Linked DNA regions of Mus musculus: region 2 is linked to region 1. Evidence: chromatin loops called from intact Hi-C (ENCODE). Cell type or tissue: left cerebral cortex. All regions are shown on one strand. Links, peaks and the distances in the headings refer to the core of each region. The heading gives the core; the rest is flanking DNA. Region 1 overlaps Tmem117 (transmembrane protein 117). Region 2 holds the start of Nell2 (NEL-like 2).

Evidence for each region. Hi-C counts contacts between places; a loop is a spot of excess contacts. Peaks named below come from ENCODE experiments on the same cell type or tissue, not always from the same donor. Only the 100,000 strongest peaks of a DNase experiment are listed, where the experiment ranks them.
Region 2: a loop joins it to region 1, with 2.6 times the contacts of the local background. A loop is called at or near these places in 3 of 42 quality-filtered maps.

The regions. Positions count from the first base shown.
Region 1 is chr15:94,851,249-94,863,867 of GRCm38, forward strand. The region is part of intron 3 of Tmem117 (transmembrane protein 117); the gene reads left to right. Among named protein-coding and RNA genes, the nearest start is that of Gm31007, 38 kb to the right of the region's middle. In left cerebral cortex, for the core only: no CTCF peak of the experiment used is centred there; DNase peaks (open chromatin) are centred at 6,340, 8,591 and 10,122.
Region 2 is chr15:95,520,341-95,532,959 of GRCm38, forward strand. Nell2 (NEL-like 2) reads right to left here and starts at 7,674. Exons shown (of 20, transcript NM_001356951.1): 1 at 7,461-7,674; 2 at 6,937-7,065. The coding sequence starts at 7,524. In left cerebral cortex, for the core only: CTCF peaks have their summits at 5,847 and 8,417; DNase peaks (open chromatin) are centred at 4,710, 5,862, 6,586, 7,098 and 2 more places; H3K4me3 peaks cover 5,277 bases; H3K27ac peaks cover 3,486 bases.

The DNA.
Region 1 (12,619 bases), core at 2,780-10,779:
AGGAGGCAGAGGCAGGGGAACTCTGTTGAGTTACTGACCAGCCTGCTCTACACAGTGGGTGTCAGGGGCTAGCCATATACTGAGAGAGACCCTGTCTCAAAAAAAGTATAAATATAAACAGAGTTGGTGGGGAAGCATTATTCTTTTGTTCATTTATATAATTACACAAACACACATTCCTATAAAAATGCTGCCATTCCCAAGTTCCCAGCACATGGCTTTTATATTTTAGACGGTTTGATTTTTTTTTTTAAAGAGAAAAATCTGAAATCAGCCATAGACTAAATATCTCTGCAACTTTAAATTCATCATAGAAAATTTTAAACTCATGAATTTTCAGTAAAATATCATGTGTCATATATAATGATGTATTAGTCACATGTATCATCTTTAAAGCACTGCGTACACAGACTATTTGATGGTTTGAGTGTATGTACGTATGAAGATCTACCTCAGCACATCTTACAGACACTGATGACCCATTAAAGTGCTCTGCTCCACCGAGTGAAGACACAGTTTCTGAGTTCTCTGCATCACAATGTTCCAGGAAGGTGTGATCAATCCATCTCGGTTCTGGAGGAGTTCAAATGTATTTTGTCATTCTTTGTGAGAAGCTGAAGCTCATAAATTAAAGAGAACTTCGTTGAAGCACCATAACTTTCTTTCGGTGTTGTATGAAATGAAACTCAGCTGCTTCTTTCGTTTTGAACTGTAACACTGGCTGTTTCTGTAATCTCCAACCCTGGATGCTTTCATTATGTTACTTATACTCCTCTGATTCTGATCATTGACTCATGCATTGCTCATTAGTAATAGATCACTATCAGAGCAGTCACCGTGCACACTGTGCCCACCATAGCATTGCTGCATCCAGGACACTTACACAGAGAAATCAAGTCACTAGGGAAATTAGCCACGGAGCTGATAATTTCCATCGGTTTCATTAAACAGGAGACTGGGTCTCTCTCATTGCTTGAGCCTTCATTGTCTAATTATTGGTGGTTTTTGCTCCTGTCTCTTCCCAGCCATGCTTCTTGTTAAAATTACTGCCTACACACCAGGTCTCATTTGTTTTACTCCTATATATAGGCCCAACTTAATTCTTTCCCATGTTGGTGTCTTCTTACCATCTTAAAGTGTCCTTGTTGTGGCCAGCAAGTCTAGGGTTAAAATTTGACAGACATATTTCTATTCTTATTCCTTAACCTCATTTAAGCATCATGTAGTCTCAGTTCTCCTTTGAATTTTATATTGTATTCCATTTTCTGATTTTTAAACATCGCGTTAAATTTCTTCCAGTATTTTCTATCTCTGGGGCAGCCCTTTCTTTAAACTATGGATCCCTTTTTCTTTTCTTATTCCCTTGAAGTGGACTGTCACCGTTATAGTGGGTGGTGTGAACCTGGGAGAATGGAGCCTAACAATGAGGCAGACTAAACTCTTATGCAATAGCCAACTTTATTCAGCGCGTCAAACAATTTATATTCTGAGGGCTAAGCAAGATCACGAGCAAAGGTCACAGGCATTCAAGCTGCATACAATCACAAAGGCAAGGTGTACTTATGTGAGTTTAGTTTGTATACAGTCGTGAGGACAACAGACCTTGGGAACATCATTTGAATGGTATTAAGACAATGGGTGTCTTAGGGTTTTACTTCTGTGAACAGACACCATAACCAATGCAAGTCTTATAAAGGATGACATTTAATTGGGGCTGGCTTACAGATTCAGAGATTCAGTCCATTATCATCATGGTGGAAACATGGCAGCATCCAGGCAGGCATGACACAGGAGGAGCTGAGAATTCTACATCTGCATCTGAAGGCTGCTAGGAGAAGACTGGCTCCCAAGCAGCTAGGATGAGGGTCTTAAAGTCCATGGCCACAGTAATGCACTTCATCCAACAAGGCCACACCTCTTAAAAGTGCTATTCCCTGGGCCAAGCGTATTCGAACCACCACAATGCATAATCAGAAGTAAGCCGATTCCTGTTTACTACTCCTGGGAGGGGCTTACATTTCAACCACAGGCCTTTGGAGAGCTGAGATCACAGGACTGTTGACCTGGTTTCTTTAAGTTTTCTCACACACAATCAGAATTCTCCTCGTGTAACTTCATTCATGGACCTTGTTCTGATAGTTGATGACCCTAATCCTCTTTTCTTCTTTCTGTAGTATCTTCCCTCTGCTAACTCACCTTTGGCTTGTGTGATCACCCAGTTCAATGCGACCTGAAAGGCTCCTCAAAGTTGGCACAAAACACCCCAAGACTAAGTTCTCAGCACAAAGGAGAGTTATGTGTCCAAGAGGGACAAGGGGAGGGACTAGGAGACAAAGGGGATAAGGGAAAAGGAGAAAAGAACAAGGGAGAGGGTGAAGGGTTATTTTCCCTAAAGGAACTGAGGACTGCCTTTGGATAGAGAGGAGACAGCCATGGTCCTATGGACGCTTACAAAGGTAAAAGGGCAAACCCTGTGTTAGGATGAGGTGTTTAATTTTGATTGGGCATGTTAATTAGGGTAGCCAAACTTTTGATTGCTGGATTTTGATACTTTGATAGTTGGATCTTGGTAGTCTGCCTCAGGAGGAAGTGGGCAAATCAGGGAACAGACCTTGGTGGTTAGCTTTAGGAATGTAATCCAATTTTTTTTTTTTTTTTTTTTTTTTTTTAGCAAGGAAGAAGAAATGAGGGACGGGCAAGGCTGCTAGAGCCCCTGCAAAACCTGTCTGGGCAGCTCTCACTGGGCTTTCATGGGCGTCAAAAGCTCAACCTTGCAGAGCTGGAAGCTCTTTTCTAATCTGCCCTGCTTCCCTGAATGCTACTGCGTTCGCTCACTGGTGCCCCTTCAAGTGTGTGGCCAGTTGCTCCAGCAAGCTGAAGGTGTTTTCCTAAAATTGTCCTTTTTCTGACCATGCTTGTCCACTCACCAACGAGATATGATCGGTTTGTTCCTGTGTCTTTTACGTCCTCATTTCTCTTGCTGATTTTTTCCCACCTGGTCTTTGTATTTCACTTGACTCCCTGCAAAGGAGCCTAATGGTCCTAATTTCATCCGGGTCTGGCCTTATCAATCACGACTCGGTGCTGATGTCAGTTTAGTCTAATAAACGAGAATCTGCAGCATTTGACAGTCAAGCTTGTGATAATTGAAAGCCTCCTTTCACACCTGAGATTAAGTTCAAGCTGTCTCCACCAATGCGTAGGGGGGAATGGATTCTTGTGGGCATTTCAAGCTTTGTGCTCTCCAGTCTGTCTCCTCTTCACCTCTTGGTTCTGGTACTTTGATGACCTCGTGAGCATCCTCATCTCTCTCACCCCAATGCGCTCACTATTGTGCTTCTTCTAACTCTTCTGTCTCTCTTGCCTTAGCTAAAGCGCTTCACATTTTGAATTTCAATAGTTAGGTCATTTTCCTATCATCTTTTTCTGGGTCTGTAGTATGCTACCCTTGTTTTGTTGCTAATTATAACATATCTCTGCATAGCAATGAGAATCCTGTCTTCTTTAGCTCTCTTTCTCAATGCCCTGAGTGTTCACAGCATATATTGATTGGATCTATTGTACCAGGACTAGGTTTGACACCATAGTACGCTTAATCTGTTCTGAAATCCTAACATGCCTTTGGCATAGTGTCTGCTAGTGTTTGTCCGTGTGATGGCTAGTGGCACATGCTATGCAATAACATCATGCGAAAGTCCACCGGGCAAGGGAGATAAAGGATGGAACTGTGAACTGACTTCCTATTGTGACAATACACGTCTGAGCTGAACTCGGAAACTGTATTGATAATACAGGTCCAATTGATCAAATGCAGATGGTCCCGACTTCACGTGATTTCTTTTTTTTTTTTTTAAGATTTATTTATTATATGTAAGTACACTGTAGCTGTCCTCAGATACTCCAGAAGAGGGGATCAGATTTCGTTACGGATGGTTTGTGAGCCACCATGTGGTTGCTGGGATTTGAACTCAGGACCTTCGGGAGAGCAGTCGGCGCTCTTAACCACTGAGCCATCTCGCCCCTCTCCCCCCTTTTATTTTAACGGTATGGTCATGCGAACACAACAGGCATTCAGCAGGAGCTTTACTTAGGATTTTGAATTTTGACCTTTGCCTGGGCCAGAGCTTTGCGGTGCGATGCTCTCCCGGCCCACAGCTGCAGCTCCCAGTCGGCTGCATGATAATAGAAGTGACCGCCTAGTCTCTGAAGCATGCGGTGTTGCCGAGCTGGGAGGTTCATCAAATCTACATAATAAATTATGCAGTTAACGATATTCCCAGTTACTATTGAGTTTATGACATGCAGCCCCAGCCTATGTCCTTTAAGTTTTCAAATGTAGAAATCCTGATGTGTGACAAAACTTTTCCCGGGGAAACTCATCCCAGATATGGCAGACTAAACTATCTACTGTTAGGCTGGAACGGCTGCTCATCCCACCCCTCCCCACACAAGCTGGGAAACCCCTCAGCCTTCCTTCCCTCCAACACCACCCTCACAGAGAAAACTCCGGGCTAACACGTCATCGCTCCTCCTTATCTGTGTTCCCCGAAACCCACCGGAGACTGCCCCACCCAGGGGCTCAGTTTTTAACCATGTATGGACACAAGCCCAGCTCCTAGCTGGCACATCATCACTCCTCCCCTAAGCTCTATAAAACCCCCTTGCTTTATCCCAGATGCCCGACTTCACTGACCTCCACCTGTAAGATCGGAGAACCCACCTGAAGGCGGCCTCCTAATAAACCCACCTCTATCTACTTTTAATCTGGTCTAAGCTGGTATCTGAGTCACTGAGGAGGGGAAAAGTGCATCAGATATCGCTGCAAGAGCTCATGATTTGCCAAAGAATGATAACCCAGACTCAAGTTGTATATAAGCCCAAAGAGTGTTTTATTCTGCAGTAGTCAAGCACACTGGGGTCGCCCCATTACCAAGACAATCAAATGAGCTCACAGGCTAGATTTAAAGCAGGCTAGGGCACTAGGGTAGGTGATCTCTATCTTACTCCATCTAAAGGGCATTCCATTACCAGGGGCGTGGGGGCTGGAATCTGTTACCCTGGAGGTCTGGAAAGTTAGTGGTGATCCGTTGTCTTTACTTTAGGCTCAGTGGCTGGGCACCTTCTAGTTTCTGACTAGCTGCCTTAAGCCTGGTGGGTTTTTTGTTTGATTTTGTTTTGTTTTGTTTCTTTAAAACTGACTGGCCCAGTTCTTGGAAACAGAAATTCAGGCCTAGTCTTCTCAACTGCCAATTTGAAGCGTGCCATGGAGTCACCTGTCTCCTTCCACTCTCCACCCAAGTCCTGCTTGGTGAGACTGTGAGCTTTATTGGGGTTACTTGTTTACAGGAGCAGAAATGACTCAAAGGTATCTGCATCCCTAACGCCCACCTCAGCTTGGGTGACAGCTCACAAAAGTGGGGAACCTGGAGCAACCTGTGGGCAGCTCCACCGGTTGGAAAGTGTCCTTTCCAAGTGCCACAGTTCCTCTAAAATTCGTCCAAGCAGCTAGGTCTTGTCTCAGAGTTTTGGCAGTGTGGCTTTTCTGAGAGTGACTTAATTGCTTACTCTGAGAGAGGAGGGGGGGGAGGGGGAGGGAGAGGAGGGAAGGGGTGGGGGGGAAGGAGAGACCTAAAGCCCTAATGAGTTTGGTAGGTTTCAGAGACCACCTAAAGCTGTTTTGAGTTGTTTACTTCTGTTTAAGGAGCTTCCTTCTGGGATGGAATGTTTTTCAGAGGCAACTAAACAACAAATCCTTAGAGTATCTTTGTTTTTACAAATGTATTGAAACATATGGGTTATCCGTTTTGCTTATAGACGATTCAGTTTTTATCACATTATCATCTGCTTTAACCTTTGGGCACATTTTAATACAAATTTAATACATTTGATTTCTTGACTTAAAAATCTGTACAAGAAATGTATTGGAAGGAAATTGGGATCGTTGTACTGAGTGATAGACTGTTGGGTATCTGTTCCTTCCAATTTTAAAATGTTTTTCATATTTTAGTGGTGAACTCTTGCATGCTTATGGTTTAAAACCTCAAGAAGAAAGAAAAAAAATGGTGAAAATGGGTTCATGAAAAGAATGCAGGTTAATGTAGAAGCTAATTCCTTTCTCACTGAGTAATGAGACGCATTTGTTTCTAACAATTGCCATTTAATTAACAATTTAAAAAAATAACTCTATTAACTGGGAAGAGACTACTGTTTTAGAAGAGGGCAGAGCCGGGCTCCGCTTCAGTGGCGGCTCAGCAAAGGGAAATAGAATGAGGACATTATTTCCATTTAAAAAGGCAAAGAGGTTGATTGTTGAAAATATAAAAGCAAGTGTGTCAGGAGCAGGGAGCAGTTTCCTGGCAAACCACAGACCTGGAATGAGGCTGGCGTTCCAGGATGCCAAGGGGATAAGGCGAAGTAGCAAAATTAGATGATGCGTTAGTTCGTTGATGTATACATCTTGCTACAGTTTGGTCAAAGGAGAGTTTGTCCTGTCTCCCTTAATGAATTCTCCAATATTACATAATATCTGACTTTGTTTTTTCTTTCTTATTTTGAATGTTTTATGCTATGCCCAGGACTAATCTTGACTTTGCTGTGTGTGTGTGTGGTCTACCCTGATTTTAAATTCGCAATCCTTCTTGTTAGGGTTCAAGAATCACTGAAGGAAGACTCAAGACTCAAATGGTGTGCAAAGGCAAAGAGCATTTATTCTGCAGAAATTGCCAGCATGCAGGGGTCAAGCATTCATCAGAATGGCAATGACTAGGGCTAGGGGAATTTTCCAGAAGGGTTGGGTCACCTCTAATATGATTGGTAGGGACAAGGCAGTGACATTATTACAATTTTGATTGGCTGCTATGCTAGTTTCATTATAATTGGTGAGACCATGAAGAATTTCAGAATCTCCTTTAGCCACGTGTCTCAGGAGTTGGCTCACTATCTTTCCTAGTTCGGGGTCATCCCTGCCCAAAGAACCCTGTCAGTGGCTCCTTCTGCGGAGCCCAGTTTGCTTCCCAGGGAATTGAAAATTTTGATTCCCAAGGTTTTGAGGCCTTGTCCCAAGTCTCTTGAGGGCGGGGGTTACAGACATTCCTCCTTGCCCCCTGTAGGATGTGATTTTAGTGATGGCATCAAGGGAATCTCACGTCTCCAGATAGATGAGTTCTGTTAGGGTCCAAGAATTTGGGAATAATCCACTATAAAAACCAAGTTCAAACCAACAAAACTTTATTAAAAAAGCCGATATATCAGGGAGATGCTTGCGTTCAGGGTCCAAAGTGTGTGAGCAGGGGTAGGACAGAGCAACCTTTTAAAGTCAAAAATCACAAATTAGGTGGGGAAGGGTAGGGTAGAGACAACCAGTGAGTATGTGCATACACTGTATGTGTCTAGCCATTTTCATGCCTCACATTTTAAGTTGGTTATTATCTGTCAAGTACCTCAGATGGTTTTCCTGATAACTTGGTCTGGATTGAAACCAACTAGTTGGAGTATTTAGCAGCTACTGAGGTCCAGTCCTGACTGGATGCTGACCAAGAAACCATAGGGTGAGATATTATGGAATACGTTCATATGGGAGACCTGGGGCCAGAAGCTGTTTCTGGGAATTCAGTTGTTTCTTTGAAATTAGCTTAGTACAAAATAGAGGCTATGTACAAGATGGGATTCCTGTACTAAGGAGGCCCTCAACCAGTTTTGCTTATTTAATGTATATGTGTATCCCATTCCTAGATAAACATTGCTACACTTTATCATGAATGGGTATATGTCTGTGATTGGCTCAGAAATACACTTTTTGCTATTTTACACCCCTGTTAGGAGTTATTTTCAGGAATATACTGCAACTATTGTCAAAGAGAGTTTCTCCATTTTTTTTTTTTTTGTATGGGATCTAAGGAAATATTTAGTTCTGTTTCAGGTCATTTCTAATGCTAAGCAAGGTTTCATAGTGTACTGGCTAGTTTTGTGTGTCAACTTGACACAAGCTGGAGTTATCACAGAGAAAGGAGCCTCCCTAGAGGAAATGCCTCCATGAGATCCAGCTGTAAGGCATTTTCTCAATTAGTGATCTAGATGGGAGGGGCCATTGTGGGTGGTGCTATTTCTGGGCAGGTAGTCTTGGGTTCTATAAGCAAGCAAGGTAAGCAAGCCAGAGGAAGCCAGCCAGTAAGTAACATCCCTCCACAGCCTCTGCATCAGCTCCTGCTTCCTGACCTGCTTGAGTTCCAGTCCTGACTTCCTTTGGTGATGAACAGCAATGTGGAAGTGTAAGCTGAATAAACCCTCTCTTCCCCAACTTGCTTCTTGGTCCTGATGTTTTGTGCAGGAATAGAAACCCTGACTAACACATAGTTACAGGGTGGAGATGGACTCTCACACAAGCAAATCGAGTGTGTGTGTGTGGTTTCCTCCCATTGAACTTTGAATGTGTTGGGTTCCAGCACAGCACCATACCAGACTGCTTGTTTCAGCCCTAACTATAAGCAGTTTCTGGTTTTGTGGATCCCCAAAGATATCCTGATCATCATCTGCTGTGTACTTTAAAGGCACGATTCGAAACAGACTGTTCTGTGATAATTGCATCACTTTTTCATGAGCACGCAGGGAGAATGAACAGTGTGGAGCTGAGCCCCCCACGCAGGCTCCTGCTGCTACTCAGATGAGCTTGACTGCTAACCTGGGAACACCCAGCTGATGAATGAGCTAAGATTCATTATCGAAGTCAGGAAATTGGACATTTGTTTTTCAACAATGTCAGCCTTGAACACTCCTGCTCTAACTAAACGTATTTAATTATGTCCACTGGGTGTCTATGATTCCTGTGACGGCTATGATTGGCTCAGCGCTTCTGGTGTGTGTGTGTGTGTGTGTGTGTGTGTGTGTGTGTGTGTGTGTGTATGAGGCAGGGTTTCATTATATAGCCCTCGCTGGCCTGGAAGCTGCTGTGTAGACCTGATTGGCAGGATTCTCTTGAAGTTACGCACCACCACACCTAACCTTATATATTCTGCTTTTCAGTGATCATTTGTAGCAACTGCTAAGACACAGATTGTTTGTGGAGTTTGTGCCTACGGCCATTAGCTAAAGTAAGCCATGATCTTTGGAATAGGACTTGGCCAATGGGTATCTCTTCAGTGTTCACAGGCTCACCTTATGAGGGACAAGACTGAGAAGGGCTGAGAGTGACTAGGTCTTGTGGTGAAGGATACTGGGGCATCTGGGAGAAGTGTCTTAAGGAAGTGGTAGCAGGACAACCCCGGGGCTCTCAGCAGGCCACTTAAAGCTAACAGGATGAGATCTGGAAGTCAGTAGGAAGGCAGGAGATAGGAGATTAGGCATGGGGTGGCTACTAGGCTGCCGTCTGGTATTTGTGAAGGTAAGTAATCAGAGCAGGCAAGTTTGTATTGTGAAGGGAAAGGTCTTTGAAAAAGGGACAAGTTAGTTGAGAACAAATACTTAAAATTATCAGCCTAGCTAGGTCCTCTACATAGGTGTCATGGCCGAGCAGCTTGGTGTCCTTGTGGGAATCCTAGTGGTGAGAGCCGGGCGCTGTCCCTGACTCTTTTGCCTTCTTGTGGGACCCTTTTCTTCCTAATGGCTTGCTTTGTCCAGCCTCAGTGTGCTGTGGCTTGTCTTAGTGTAGCTTGTCATGCTGTGTTTGGTTGATGTCCCTGGGAAGCCTACTCTTTTCTGAGTGGAGGCAGAGAGACGGGCGGTTCGGGGGGAAAGTGGAGGTGAGGAGGAGAGACTGGGGATAAAGGGGAGGGGAAACTTTGTTCAAGATGTAATATATGAGAGAAGAAAAACCCCCAGATATTATAGTTTTCTGTCCATGGTCTGTTATTCTCAGTTTTGATGTGAGTGTGGGCCTAAAGGCAATGAGAGCCATAATGTATCCCGGGCCATGTGCAGCCGCGTATGGGGCCTACAGACCAGCTTGCCTTTGCAGTGCATGGTTCATATAATGGTTCCCAAGCCCAGACACTGGTGTCTGACAAAGACACATTTACCCTCCTCAGGTACTGCCGGAAGGCCCTTCCTCACAGCTCTGGGTGCTGGATAAAAACCTAACCGTGTGCAACCAGACAGCCTGTGTTTCTTCTCAGAACTTGTACTATCTTCCCCCACACCATCTGTAAGGATTTCCTGACTGGACTCCCCATCCACCCACCTCCCTGGGGTTTGGTGACTTGGCTATTCCATTGGTTGCCCAAATCTAACATGCTGTCAGTTATCTGCCAACCCTTGGATTCAGTGTCCCCATTCAGACTGGTTACTTGGACCCTTCATGCATTGTATGCATAGAGATGCATAGTTACAAGCTATAATGGATAGATCCATATGTATAGATTAGAGCCACCATAGATAGATAGATCCAGCATTGTGTCTCCATCACATTCTCCTGTCCTGTAGGATACTTGTTCACAAGTAATGATCTACTTTAGTTAAGGACATTGTTTAAAGATATGTAAAAACACAATTTTGAGTGAATGTAATGTCTATAATAATGGTATCATCCTTTAAAATAAACTGAACCCACATATATACAACACCCTAATCTGATGGCAACATCGTCTCCCAACCAACTATAGAAGAACAATGTATTCTTTCTCTTTTGATTTAACCGGCACCCATTGAGAGTTCGCAGGCTTAGGCAATTTGTCAAACATCACAGGTTCTGCTCACATAGGGTCCTGACATGCTCAGGGCTCTAGCAGGCTTCTGATTTTCAAGGGCTGGCTGCTGGTGATCTACACTGTTAAAATAACAGTTCTGCTCTCAGGCTGTTGACCACTGAGCAGAGGGCTGGTTACAACACATTTCGTTGTTGTTGTTCAGGAGATGGTCTAATTTTGATGGAAGAATCAAGTCATTTGATTAAAAAATACTGAACTCAAACATGAGTCCTGTGGTCATGAGGCACTCAAGGCAGATATTTTGGGTTTCAGAGACACGGTTTTTAGATTGGGCATGAATGTGAGCAGCTTCGTGACAGTGGGCAGTTATTCCAATGTGAACAGAGAGACTGTGGCTGGCAGCACAAACAGCCTTAGTGTAAGTAACAGAAAGGGGCGGGAAGTTGTGTAGAAATGAAAAAAGGAATGAATGTTTGTTATTAAGACATGGGTATAGTTTCCTGTGACCTAAAAACAAAACAAAACAAAACAAAACAAAACAAAACAAAACCAGAAGTACTTTGGAAATCTGTCATGTGAACTCAAAAGATTGAAAGATGGTGAGTGTTGACTACTGATAAAATCCATGAGAAGTAAGTTTTCTGTTTGATGAGGTGTGTGTGTGTGTGTGTGTGTGTGTGTGTTATGCAAGTACCTGCACCTGTACTTGTACCCATGTGTTTGTGCATGTGTGTATGTGTGTGTGCATATGTGTGTGCATGTATGTGCATGTGTGTGCATGTATGTGTGTGGGTACATGAACAATGCACCCCGGAGAGTGCATAGGTGTGTGTGTGTGCACACTGTGCCTATGCACATGTGTGCATATCTGAGTATTCACATGAGTGTGTGTGTGTGTGTATGTGTGATGGGAAATCTGAGATGATATTATAGAACTTTTGTGTCTAGTTTTTAAATTAGGGACCAGTGAGATGGCTCAGAGAGTAAGAGTGTTGTCATTAAGCAAATCCCTGGAACCGACATGGTAGACCAAGATGACTGACTCCTATAGATTGTCCCTGACTTCCACATGTGTGTTTGGAACATAGCTACATAAGCATGCAAAATTAAACCAATAGCTTAAAAAACCCTTTAAAATCTCAATTTGAAATTATGATGAGTCAAAAATATTTCTAAAGGTGTTTATGGCGATTATAGTTTTGCATAAAAATACAAATATATATTTATAATGTAAGTTGGTAAAATTCAATGATTTCTTTTTTATAAGTTAACTTGGTCGGGCTCAGCACACTGTTGGTCAGTGTTGAGTGTGGGAATCAGTCTGACAGTGTTTGATCGATGTGGTTGGTGTCTTCAGTCAGGTGGCTTTAAGTAACAGTAAAGAAACTTGCATTCAGTATGAGGTGGGCTTCATGCAGTCAGTTGGAGGATCTTAGGAATGAAACCTTAGGAATAAGGTTTCCCAGAAAAAGAAACATTCCAGAATGTTCCAACACCAGCTCCTGGCTGGTTCTTCAAACTTGTTAACCTGCTCTGCAGAACATGTGGGTTTGCCAACCCGACAATTCTATAAACAGGTTCTTTGAAATAAGTCTATTTATATACTGTGCATGTACTCAGAATCTGTTAGTCTGTCACCTGTCTCTCTGTCTTTCTGTCTGCCTGTCTACCTACTTACCTAGGAATTTACCTATCTAGCCATCTATCTGTTACCTATCTGTTTGTCTATCTATCTATCTATCTATCTATCTATCTATCTATCTATCAATCAATCATCTATCTACCTGGGTATGTATGTTTGTATGTATGTTTGTATGTTTGTATGTTTGTATGTATGTATGTATGTATGTATGTATGTATGTATCTATCTATCTACCTACCTACCTACCTACCTACCTAGGTATGTATGTATGTATGTATGTATTTATTATCTATCATCTATGATCTATCACTTATATTCCTCTATCATCAGTCTTCCATGT
Region 2 (12,619 bases), core at 2,336-10,335, 670 kb after region 1:
AAAAGGAAGGAAACAGCTTTTTTGGAGAAAACTCTGCAAATATGGGAAATTCTGTAAAAATACTTGTAAAAGATCAAAATCTTCAGATGTAATTCCCCAAAACCTCGAAAGAAACAGACAAGCAATTCATCAAAGATCAAGACAAGGTTAGGATTTGCCAGTGAAGTGTCCACACAGATACTCACGTGTTGAAGACCTGTTAGTGGCCATTCTGAGAACTGTCTGGATCACAAGGGTCCTAATTTCCGAAATGTATTAATCCACTGATGAGGTTAAAGCCGAATGGAGTGTGAAGTGTTAGTATTCGGGACTTAGGTCAGCGTGGGTGTGCTTTTGAAGGTTACATCTTGTCTCAGCTGTTCCTCTCTCCCTGCTTCCGCAGTGCTGGGAGGTGACCAGCTGCCTCCCCCCTTGCAGGCGTGTCTTGGCTAAACTCAGTCCCAAAGCAAATAAACCAGTGGCTCAGCATGGACAGAAAAAACGGGGGGACAGAAAAAAAAGGTGAGGCAAATTTGGGGTTCCCGCCCTCTTTCTTTAAAGTATTTTGTCATAATTTCAAAGAAATTAACACAGAAAAGAAGTGGGTCTTTCCTGGTATAATAGTTAATCACACATGTTTGTGAGAAATTGGAAAAGAGTTTGAAAACATTTAGAGTACAGTCAGTGGAGCTCAGTGGCGGTGCTTAGAAGAACAGAATGCTGGTAGGAATGCAGACACAGAGATGAGGGTTCAGAAGGAAGATGGATTGGGAAGCATTGTGTTACATACACTCTAGCAAAAAGTTGGATACATTTTGTCCATACCCTAAGACTTTGTAGAAAGCTGGGTTGAAAAATGGAGACACTACTTAATCTGAAAGAAGTTTCAAGTCAACACAATCTTCAGAATGTTTCCTGAATATCACTGGCTGCTTTAACCAGATTTACAGTGAAAACCAGATACAAACAAACAAACAAAACAGAGCAGAAATATATAAAAAATGTGCAGTTGGTCAGAAAGGGACATGGAAAGCTAGAACAAGGATGAGGCGTTTGCTAAGTGTCAAGTCTGGGGCTTGGGAAAGCTCAGTAAAGCACTTGCTTTTCAAGCATGAGGACTTGAGTTCAGTCTTTTAACTCCATATAAAAAAATGCTGGGAGCCAAATGGTGGTGCACACCTTTAATCCCAAGCAGATCTCTGCAAGGTCAAGGCCAGTCTGGTCTTCAGTGCAAATTCAAGAATAGCCAGGGCTACACAGAGAAACTCTATCTTTAAAAAAAAATCATAATGAGAAAGAAAGAAAGAAAGAAAGAAAGAAAGAAAGAAAGAAAGAAAGAAAGAAAGAAAGAAAGAAAGAAAGGCAGGAAGGAAGAAAGAAAGGAGAAGAGAAGAGAAGAGAAGAGAAGAGAAGAGAAGAGAAGAGAAGAGAAGAGAAGAGAAGAGAAGAGAAGAGAAGAAGCTAGGAAGCTAGCTAGGCATGTGACACATGCTGGCATTAGCAGCTCTGTAGAAGCAGAGTTGGGCATATCCTTTGTACTCACTGGCCAGAAAGACTACCCTACTGGGAGAGCCCCAAGCCACTGAGAATGCCTGTCTCAAAATGCAAGGTGGATACTTTCTAAGGATTGAAACTATATTTGACCTTTGACCTCTACAAGCCTGCTTACACATGTGCATGCATGTACATGTACCCAGCAATTATATCAAATACCCTATCATATTAAATCTTCCCCAGCCACAGTGGCATTGCTATGGTTTGAATATCTGTGCCTTTTCAAAGCATGTTGGTGAAATGTAAAGCCTACAGTGATAGTATGGATGGAGGCCCTTGGGAGAGCAGCACTCTTCCTCACGGAAAGAATGAATGTTGTTACACAGAGCTTGAAAGGAGATGGGGTTGCCTGTTCTGCCATAAGGAAGACATAGGAGCCACCCATGAGGAATGCCCTTCACCAGACAGGAATCTCAATGAAGTAGAAAAGGAATAGCAAACTAAGCTCACAGCTAATAGAAGGAAAGGAACAATAAGTATTGAACAATGGATGAAAGAAAGAAAGATAGGTAGATGGATAGATAGATAAGTAGATGATGAAAGAAAGAAAGAAAGAAAGAAAGAAAGAAAGAAAGAAAGAAAGGAGGGAGGGAGGGAGGGAGGGAGGGAGGGAGGGAGGGAGGGAGGGAGGGAGGGAGGGAGGGAGAAGGAAGGAAGGAAGGAAGGAAGGAAGAAAGAAAGAAAGAAAGAAAGAAAGAAAGAAAGAAAGAAAGAAAGAAAGAAAGAGGAAGGAAGGAAGAAAGGAAGAAAGGAGGAAGGAAGGAAGGAAGAAGGGAGGGAGGGAGGGAGGGAGGGAGGGAGGGAGGGAGGGAGGGAGGGAGGGAGGGAGGGAGGAAGGAAGGTGCTGAATGGCTAGATGGATGGATGGACGGACAGACTGACTGACTGATTAAATCAGAGGGTAGAGAGATAAAATAAACTGAGCCCTAGAGAGGTTTTGTAAATCTAAGCAGCACTAACAAAGCTCCACCTGAAGTAAGCAAAAACAAAGGCGACAAATCAGAAATGAGGAAGAAGCTTTAAAACTGGTCACACGGCATTTAAAGATCCCAAGAGACTGCTTCAGCTGATGTGAAGCCTAAACACAGACGCCCTGACACTCCTCAGAATTCTATGTGCCCAGCGCCCGATTCCAAAGCTACTGCCATAGGGTTGGGTATTTCTTACAGAAGCAGCCACTTCTATGCAACAAAATACATTAGTTACCTATTGCTGGTAAATTAAAAAGAAAGAAAAAAAAAACATGGCAAGGTTTATCAGTTGTTACTATATGTATTATTTCATAATTCAGGTCAGAGGTCCAAAATTAGTTCCACTGACCTAGTAATTATACAACAATAATTTGGGTGGATGGACTTAACTTATAACCGCTTTCACTTCATCATCAAGGGTACTGAAGCTCAGAGAAGTAAGTACCCTCACGGCTGTCCTCACAAGTAGCACACAGCTTGTGACTTTTTGCCTGAGTCTACCTGGGTTCTAAGTCCATCTCTGATCACTGTGTTATTTTTCTCTGTCAGAGAAGCACCCACAGCCATAGCCCTGAAACTCACAGGCTCTCACTATAACAGTTAATTTTCACTGTCAACTTAACTGAATTTAGGATTACCATAGATTGTTTGTGTCGGAGAGGGTATGTCTCAATGAGGTTTCACTGAGAAAGACCGGCCCTGAATGCAGGTAGTCCAGAGACTATGGTCTCAGGGTGAATACAAAGAAAAATGGGATAGAGAGTCCTGAAGGTCAGCGTTCATCCCCCTCTGCTTCCTCCACACAGGATGCCTCACCCTCTCCATGCCTGACCCTCACCGCCATGCTCCTTGCACCACAGACACAGCCACTCTCATCCCTGTGTTTTCCCCTTTGAATTGCAAGTTGAAACTAACCATTCCTTCAAGTTGCTTTTTCAAGTGTCCTGTCACACCCATGAGAGGTGTAGCTCACACACTGCTGGAGACACGCCCTCATCACCCCCTTGAGCTCTAACGAAGTCACCCACCAGTGTCACTGGCCTGCCACCAAATACCTAGGAATGCCTTCCCTTCCAGATGTAAAAGTTCTTTAAGAAGAATCACTAAGATTACTTTCAAGTTACCAAGGAAGGGGGAAAATGTTTTGATTTTATCTGTGCTTCGGGGGTTAATGAGATTATGCAATCTACCAACACTTCAGAAGGTATTTTCCTAAGACGGCAGATGAGATTATCTATTTTGGGAGCCTGGACAAACTGTTATGATCAAAGAGCTGAAACCCATGCTAAGTTTGTGTGTATGCTTTATCCCTTATGATCTCTCATGTACACAGAGAAAATAAAATTATTATGATCATTATCTGCCAAAACACGAGCGAGGCTCCAATGCTAGGAAGGGAGAATCTATTCGCTGTTTTAATAGTCCTTAGAACTGAAACTCCTTACACCTGGCTGCAAGTCTTTTCATTGCCAGTATATGCTGCTGTATTCTTCAAAAGCATAATAAGGGTGCTTGGGACTATGTGTCAGGTTACAGCCAGAAATGACTAGAACCCCAAACTACTGCCCAGATAAATTAAGTAATTATTCTAACAGGCATAATCCAAAACCCACAAGTATTAAGGAATGGTTGGATTTGAAATCTCATTAAATTTTCAAAGCAACTGTAAATCAAATTTTAACAACACTAAAACAGTGCTGCAGCATTATGGTGGATGTTCCAATAAAAAGTGATGATTTGGAAGTATAACAAAATGTTAAATAGTAGATTTGTACTTCACAGTAGTTTTTAAAAAAACATTCATAGTTTAAAATATTCATAGTTTCAAAATACCAAAATACATGTATATCAGAAACCAGAAAGAGAAAATAAAGTAACCAAAATGAAAAATACTAAATAAGTAAAAAGTCATGAGGCCAACGTGTTTTGAGATTTCTTATTTCAAAGGGATGAGACAGGTAGTTTTGCTATCTGTTGGAGAAGCAATCGATGGCTCAGAAATCACTTCACCTTGTTTAGAATGTATCTGGTAGCACAGAAAACTTGTACGTGAAGTTTGTATGAAATCTGGGAGCACCTCACAGATTTTTTTGATTTGTTTCTATTCTTGCTATGACATTTGACACACTATATCAAATACTGGCAGCATTCTCAATTCACTATAAATGAAACCTCGAAACTCTTCCCGGTCTGAATGCTCTTGTCCCTCTAAGCCCCGTGGGATCCAGAGAAATAGCACAGCTCAGGGCTGAGTTCTTATCAAACCTGCTGCTTGCCTGGCGTCTGAGGAAAGACCTTGCCAGGGAGACGCAGAACCACACATCAGTCACTTGTCACTGACTTCGGAATTCAAATCTTGTAAGAGAAGTTACTACAGTGCAATCAATACATCAGGAACGCAAGCCTTACAAGGACACAGCGGACAGTAAATAGCGGTTCAGACACAAAGAGACTTAAGGTGGCAGGAAGTGAACTTTTGCATCTTTGAATGAAAACTATTTGTGAAGCATTTGCTCTTTCTAGTATTGAGCTCGGTATTAGCTAAAAAACAAAAGAAGTTCACTGTTGGAAACTGACATCCACCAACTGAGCACAATTCAAAGAAAACATATGACATTAGCCATGGTTATTTTTTTAATCACAATGCATACCTTAAAGAAACTGGCTATTTATGGCGAAATAAATATTGTTTTAAATGAACCAGAAAAGAAACTGATACCCTAAGACTATTACCTAGAAACCGTCATACTGTTCAATATATAATTGTCCGATTGTCCCACATAAAATGTACATTTCTGGTTTCTACTTGTGACAGATGGACACTTTGTATAGGAAGTACCCTTAGGAAGGCTAAAGGGAGCCTTTGAGGTTATCATAACAATTCATTACAATGCAGACCATTATTGGAAACTTGGTTTGTTATGCTTTCTATTTACCAAAACTATCAAGTCCTAAAATATTGAGTTCCTGTTCTAAGAGACTAAAATTGAAAGATAGAAATAACACAGAGAATGAGTCTAAAGCCTACCCCTAATTACATTTCTATTCAACTGAATTTTTGCTGACAATTGAGCTCTATTTCCTTGATTACATTTAGCTATTGTCTTCAGTATCCCAGCCCCACCCTCCCCAAAGCATCTCGGAGTAAAGAAAATATCATAAACACTCGTTGCAATAAAAACACTCATTAACAACCTTAACTGAAACCCATTTTTAAAGAGCTTACGTTTTAATTTATTATGAACACAAATTCTTCTTAAATGCAACACATGTCAGTTTTTCCCTCTCCCTACAGAAAGCTCAAGAGCTGCTGTCCATGGTGACATGCACTGGCTGAATGAGGCAACAGCGCCACCACAGAAACATCCAAGTTGCCTACTATGTCTGCTTCTTGATGGCAGATGTGCTGGGTTGGTTGCATTTTGCATCGCCAACGTTTCAGTAATTATCAGTTGCATTTTGATGGCAATTTGAAGCCATAGCTCCCAATAGCAAAAGAAACACATAACACACACACACACACACACACACACACATGTATGGTGGTGGGAGGATGCCTTGATCTTCAGGATACAGGGCATCCCCAGTGCCTCTTTTTAAATTCCATCTCCTTGGACAGTTTAGCCCCCTTTTACACCCTCGGGCTAAGCACCTTCCCACAAGGCGAGAAGTTTTCAAAAGCTTTACTCAATCAATTTGCAGGCTGGCTTTTTTTTTTCTGAAATTTTGTTCTGACTAAACAGTATATTCAAATATGATTTGAAGTCTGGACAGTAATGAATAGCCAATATCCACTGAGTTCAAAAAGAAAAAAAAGTTTTAAAATTCTACACGTACAATTATGGTGATATAGGGCTATGCTTCTGTGAACGTCCCCTTGAAATGATTTCAAAATAATCGTAGCAGTAGCATTGCCTTCCCCTCGCCGCTGATCGGCACGGGAGAATGGGGAGCGCTCCATGGTAACCGTGCTTCAAGTACAGACATGTGCAGTAAAAATACCATAAAGGAATTCCTCTGGTCAGGCACCACAGCGCCGAAACTTTGGGAGGTCAGTATTTTAACCAAGATTGAGCTATCTTGTTTCCTTCCCAAATCCATTCCACCCAAATGAGGCGTTTGTGTTACAATTTATTGTTCCCTAGACGCCCAAATCACCCATCTGCCTCTGGAGTTTCTAGTCGGTAATTAAGGCACTATCCATTAGAACCACCAAGTGCACCAAGTAAGGAGGAGGAAAAGGAGTGCGAGGGGGAGGAGGGGAGGAGAAAGAACCCACTTAAAAAGAGTCAGACCCTGAGCTCACAGAGACCCCCTCGCCCCAGCTGGGACTCTCCGCCCGCTCCGTGCAGCGTGCAGCGCCAAGCCAAGTTACCAGAAGCCGCAGAGCCAGCTCCCCGCAACACACATGGGGCTCCACACTGGGCCATACCTTGGAAGAGGAAGGCTTTCGTCCCATTATGCAGTCCCGGGACTTGGCGCACTCCATCTGTAGACTCCCCAAGTTCTAACTCTGTTAAGACGTCAATCTGTAGGGAGGGGTCCACACCAAGCCCCCAAACTGGTGGGAGTGGGGAAGGGTAGGAAAGAAAGAAAGAAAGGGGGCCATTAAAACGCAAGCTTCTACAGCAGCAAAGAAAGCACGCGTCTTGGCGACGATATTGGAAGTGCTGACAAGAGGCAACTCGCTCCTCCACAGGGAGAGCCTTACCTGGACGCGCTGTCAAGCTTAAAATAGCAGAGCGCTGGGTCCCATCTCCTGACCTACTTTAAGCCCCTCTCTGTGCAAAGTTCCCCCTCAGCCACAGACCCTAAGGGTGTGACCCGCCTCGCTGTCCCCAGGACAAGCACAGAAAGGACCCAAATGCAAATCCTCCAGAGCTCCCCAATCCAGAGGGACACCGGGCGGCGACCCCATGGCGGGGAACATCCCGGCCCTGCTCGGCGGCCACTCACCCGCTCCAAGCCCGAGGATCACGCAGAACGTTCTCAGTAACACCCGGGATTCCATGGCGTGCATCGTCTCAGTCCATCGTCTCCCTCTTTAAAAATAAAGATAAAAACCAAGAGGTGCTGGGAGTGAAGCGGGAAAGCCGCGCTGGCCCCTCCTGCGACCGCCTCGGCGTCGCCACCCGGGCTCAGACACCTAAGACCGAGCGGGGCGGCCCCCCCCGGGTGCGCGCCGAACTTGGAGCCGCCTCTGCGCGCATCGCTCCCGCACGCGGCGGGCCGCAGCCGGGTCAGGCTCTCGGGGACCTGCGGGGACCTGCACCGAGCAGCGCCCCGCCGAGCCACGCGGCCCGGGCGCGCACGCAGAGGAAGGGAGGCGGCTTCGGGAAAGCCGGGCCGGGCCGCCCCGCACCCGCCCGCGCTCCCGCGCCCGAACCTGTTGGAAAGGCGGAGACAATGGCGAGAGCCTGGAGCCGCCGAGACCGCTCCGGGAGGGCGGGGCGCGAGCCGGGGCGCGGGCGGGGCGGCCTCTTTTTCCCCCTGCACACGCAGCGCCTGGTCCAGCCAGCCCTGCCCGCAGAGGTCCTCAACCACCCTCGCAAGCCCGCAACCGCAGCCTCCGCTCGGGATCCTAGGATCTCAATGCCAGGTGCCAAGTTGATGGGCGGCGTTTGCACTCACCCCCTCGAAATCGGGCGCGTGTCTCCAAAGCCCGGCGAGAGAAAGGACCACCCAGCCGCAGGAGGCGAGGTTGCAAAGAAAGGCACCCGGCCGCCTCGGGCAAAAGAGGGAAGCCCTCACTTAGACACTCACGCTGCACGGCAGCCCCGGCGCAGGGCACCCCCTCCCGGGCGGGAAAAGGAACCCAGCCAAAGCACGCAAGACTCCTAGGTGAAGCTGGACAGGCGCGGGAGACCGAAGGAGATGGGTAGTGAGCAGGGGAAGCCTGGCCAGCCCAGACTGAGAGGCTTTCTGCCCAGGGCGGGGCGCTGGAGAGCCTCCAGGCGCAGACAGCACACAGAACTTAGCCAAGTGCCAGGAGCTGCTGGACAGCTCCAGAAACCTTAGAGTGCTTCCCAAATCCAAAGTCCAGGACACTACACAGCAGCAAGGGTCAAAGGGCAAGGCAAGGGGATTCTACCCACTGAGAAAAACAAGTGTCAGTACGTGTTAGAATGAATAGATGATACAGATAAGACTATGTATAGATGGATGGATGGATGGATGGATGGATGGATGGATGGATGGATGATGGTAGATGAATGGATAGATGAAGGATGGACGATAGGATGGTAGATAGGTTGATAAGTAGGTTTGTAGATACATAGTAAGATAAGTATATTTTTATTAAGTAAAAGATTGAGCCCAGGAAACTAAGAAGCCCACTCACTGTTGACCATACTCATGTAGACTTTACTCACCCCCCCTCCTCATACATTCTTAGGACTAAAAGAGTGGGATTATTTGTGATTATTAGAAGACTGAATAAATAAATTAAACATCAACGACGTGTATATTTTTCGAGTGCTACCTAAATTTTGCATTGAATTTTTAAGTCAGTTCTCTTCCATCATGGATAAGTTAGTTTCAAGAGTGAGTAAAACACCCATCTGTTTCTAGAGAGCTCTGAGTCCTCCTCCAATTAATCAGAATCTGCTTTCAACAAGACCTGAACCAAACACAGCAAGCCATAGGCAATATGAGATGTCACACACTGCATACATCATTGCTACACACATCACAGTAGTGATGGGGAGACACGTCTACCTAAGTTCTTGGAATATTTAACGGGGGATAAGAATTTTGAAACTTTATCGATAGTATTTATTAATCCCCCTTAATCAAAATTTTCACTAAATTTTAAGACAAAATCTTACAAACTTTGAGAACTATTCCAATGCTCCCATGTAAGGATTGGAGGGCAACATCTCAAATTTGCTAAAATAAAATAAACGAAAAGGAAACTATTTCTTGTGCAGCTTAAAGATCTTTCTACAATAGTATATTCAAATATTGATCAATATAATATCAACATATACCATATCAATATAATATCAAATATAATATCAATATAATATCAGCAATGGCTACATAAAATGTGTATCAATGAATAGTGCTATTTAAATTATGGTTGGAAGAGAAACAAGAGGGATGTGAGTAGAGGCACATGCCCAGTATCCTCACAACACTCCTACCTGTGGAAAAGGAGGAATTAGAGGGTGGATCCGAGTGAAGCAGTATAAGAAGATCGATGAACCAAAGAGTTGCAGCAAACTCTAGTATGGAAAGGGAAGCAAGCAAACAACAAACAAAAACCTCTCTTCCAGAGAGCAGTGTTGGCATGAACTTGGTCTAGCACAGTAGATTCCCTTTAGAGTCCTAGAGAAATATCCAATAACAAATCTCTCATGTTTGAACCAGCAAATCTTCTGATTTATTACCTAGGCAATATCTATTTAAAAAATAATTAGCTACTAGAGTGCTCGCCCAGCATGCAATAGGTTCTACTGACAGCAGCACGCATTGAAAGATATCATGTAGAACATGTGATCGCAGCATTCAGAAGATGACGAAGACAGGATCAGACTACAAGGTCATCTTCAGCTACTTTGTGAATCCAAGACCAGCTTAGGTTATGTGAGAGCCTGCCACTGCTCCATAGATATGCAAACACATAAATTGGCCCAAAAAAATGAAATTTTGGTCAAAATGGTTGACCACACTAGACTTTAAAAGGGTCCTCTCTCACTGTGAGCACGTCTTCATGCCCAGCACTTTATTTATAAGTGAGATTTACACTGACAAAAGAAATTCCTCAACATGCTAGGAGATGAGAGGTGGAGCTTTGCTGGTGGAGTGATTGGGAGAAACTAGGACACGGGGTTCCAGACGCCACAGGAACCCTAAGGTAATGTATATTTTATCATACACACTAGATAATGGACTATGACCAAAGCCAGAAAGGGTGAGCTACTTCTGCTCAGTTTAACAAGTGAAGGGACCTTGGCATGATCACAATGACATCTGCTATATCAAGAGGGAAGTAAAAGCAGAATGGTGGATAGTTGGGTAACCACACGAGGCTTCTCCAGCCCTGGAAAATGTCTGCTGGTTCTGTTGTTTCTGTGTCACTACGGAGCAAACTGTTACAAGTTTAATTGCCTAAAACAACAACATTTGTGATCTTCCGATTCCCTTCGTGGTGACTCCATCACCAGTCTGTCCATGCACTGACGAGACTACATCTATTCTGCAAGCTGGGGAGGAGAGTCCCCCTGCTGCTTTAAGCAGTGTGGGCACCCCTTGGCTCGTTCTCCCATTTTGTCTTTAGAGCCACCCATGGTAAAGAAAGTTTTATTAGACCTCAACAGTTCTCAAAATACAACTTGAAAATCTTCTCTGGCCTAACAGGATTTCTACAATAATATTAAAACCATTTGCATATCCCAGGATAATCACTCCTTCTTAGCCTTAATGACAAGTATGAAATCCCTTGGCCATGTAAAGTATCATACCCAGACTCTAGGTGTTAGGATATAGCTATCCTTGGGTACGCATCCTTCTAATAGTTATAATACTTAGAAATTATCTAAATAGATATCGATTTTCATATGTAAGATAATCATAACACAGATGTAGTAAAGGTACCCATAGGATAGTAAGGTCTATCTAACTTAACCTAGCTTAACTCTAATGTAAATGGTAACGTGGGTGTCTGCCTGGATGGTGGAACATGTTTATATACTCCGAAACATGAGTTAAAATACTACACAGAGATGTGAGTCTAAAAACACAATAGTTATAATGGATACAAAAATATCAAAGTAAAAAGAAAAGGTTTGTGGAACACAAAATACAAGTAAATGAAAATAAATAATAAAATGGTAGACTATAATTCAACTGTTAATAATTACAATAAATGTAAATGATCTAAAACAAAAGAATGGGGTTTTTCCACAATAGATCAGGAAATATAAACTAGCTAACTACATGGGATTAAAAAGTAATCACTCCAGAGAGAGTAAATTCAGTTAAACATAGAGGGTTTTTAAAGGTATCTTAAACAGAAATACATCAAAAGAGAGTTGAAGGGGCTATAAAATTGAGAAAGTAAGTTTACAACAAAACAAATTAGCAAGACAACAAATGTCTTTACAGTCAACTCAAGAGGAGGATCACTTGTCATAAGTGGTCGGCCTTCTAGGAACACAGGGCAACCTCCATGATAAGGCACACACCTGACAGCAAGGAATCAAAACACCTGGGATACTTATCCCCAAAGAAACTGAGACAGACATTATGTGAGAGACAGGCAAATCCACAGTAATATTTAGAAACTTTTGTTTTTTTCTCTCATAATCTGATAACATCATCTCTAGTCCCATATGCTCAACACCAACTGCACTAGACATCTGGGGAAGAAATAACATCCGGTAATCACAATTTTTCCAAAAAATAAAAGAGTAAGAAACATCCACCAGCCTATTTTTAAGAAACAATCACTATTTTAGACTAAAATTAGACAAACAAGTAACAGAAAAGCAAGACTCAGAACACAAAAGCAAAATACGCCTTTTGAAAATGCACAAATTATCTTCAACAAAATATTAATGAGTCAACCACCAATATCTAAAAATAATACTACAAACATGAGGGTTTCATTTTAATACTGCAAAACATTAAATTCTCTGATATCCATCAAAGCAAACTGCTGAACTTATCATGTATAGAAGATCACATGATTTTATCAACTGGTGCATGGACAGCATTTGACAAAGTTCAACAACTAATCATAAAATAGCAAATTATATTCTCAGGAGCAAAATTAGAAAGTAATGACATAATCTAATTGTCACATGGAAAAGATGCTATACCTTAGCTACGAGTGGAAGATTCTAAGGCAAGTTGCAGGTAATGAACTTGAGAGTAAGAAAAAAAAAACAAACAAAAGTTGTTTGTCTTATAAAACAAGAAACGGTTTCCCCTCAGCAACATGGTCATCTCATGTGAAATTTTCACAGCACCCATGAAAAATCTGTAAAGGGTGACTTTTGCATATCAAAACATACAGAACATAAAACATGAAGCAATTGGTCACATACACATTACTATCCGGGAATGATGTAACTACAATTAATTTTAAAACATTTACAATGCATTAAAAT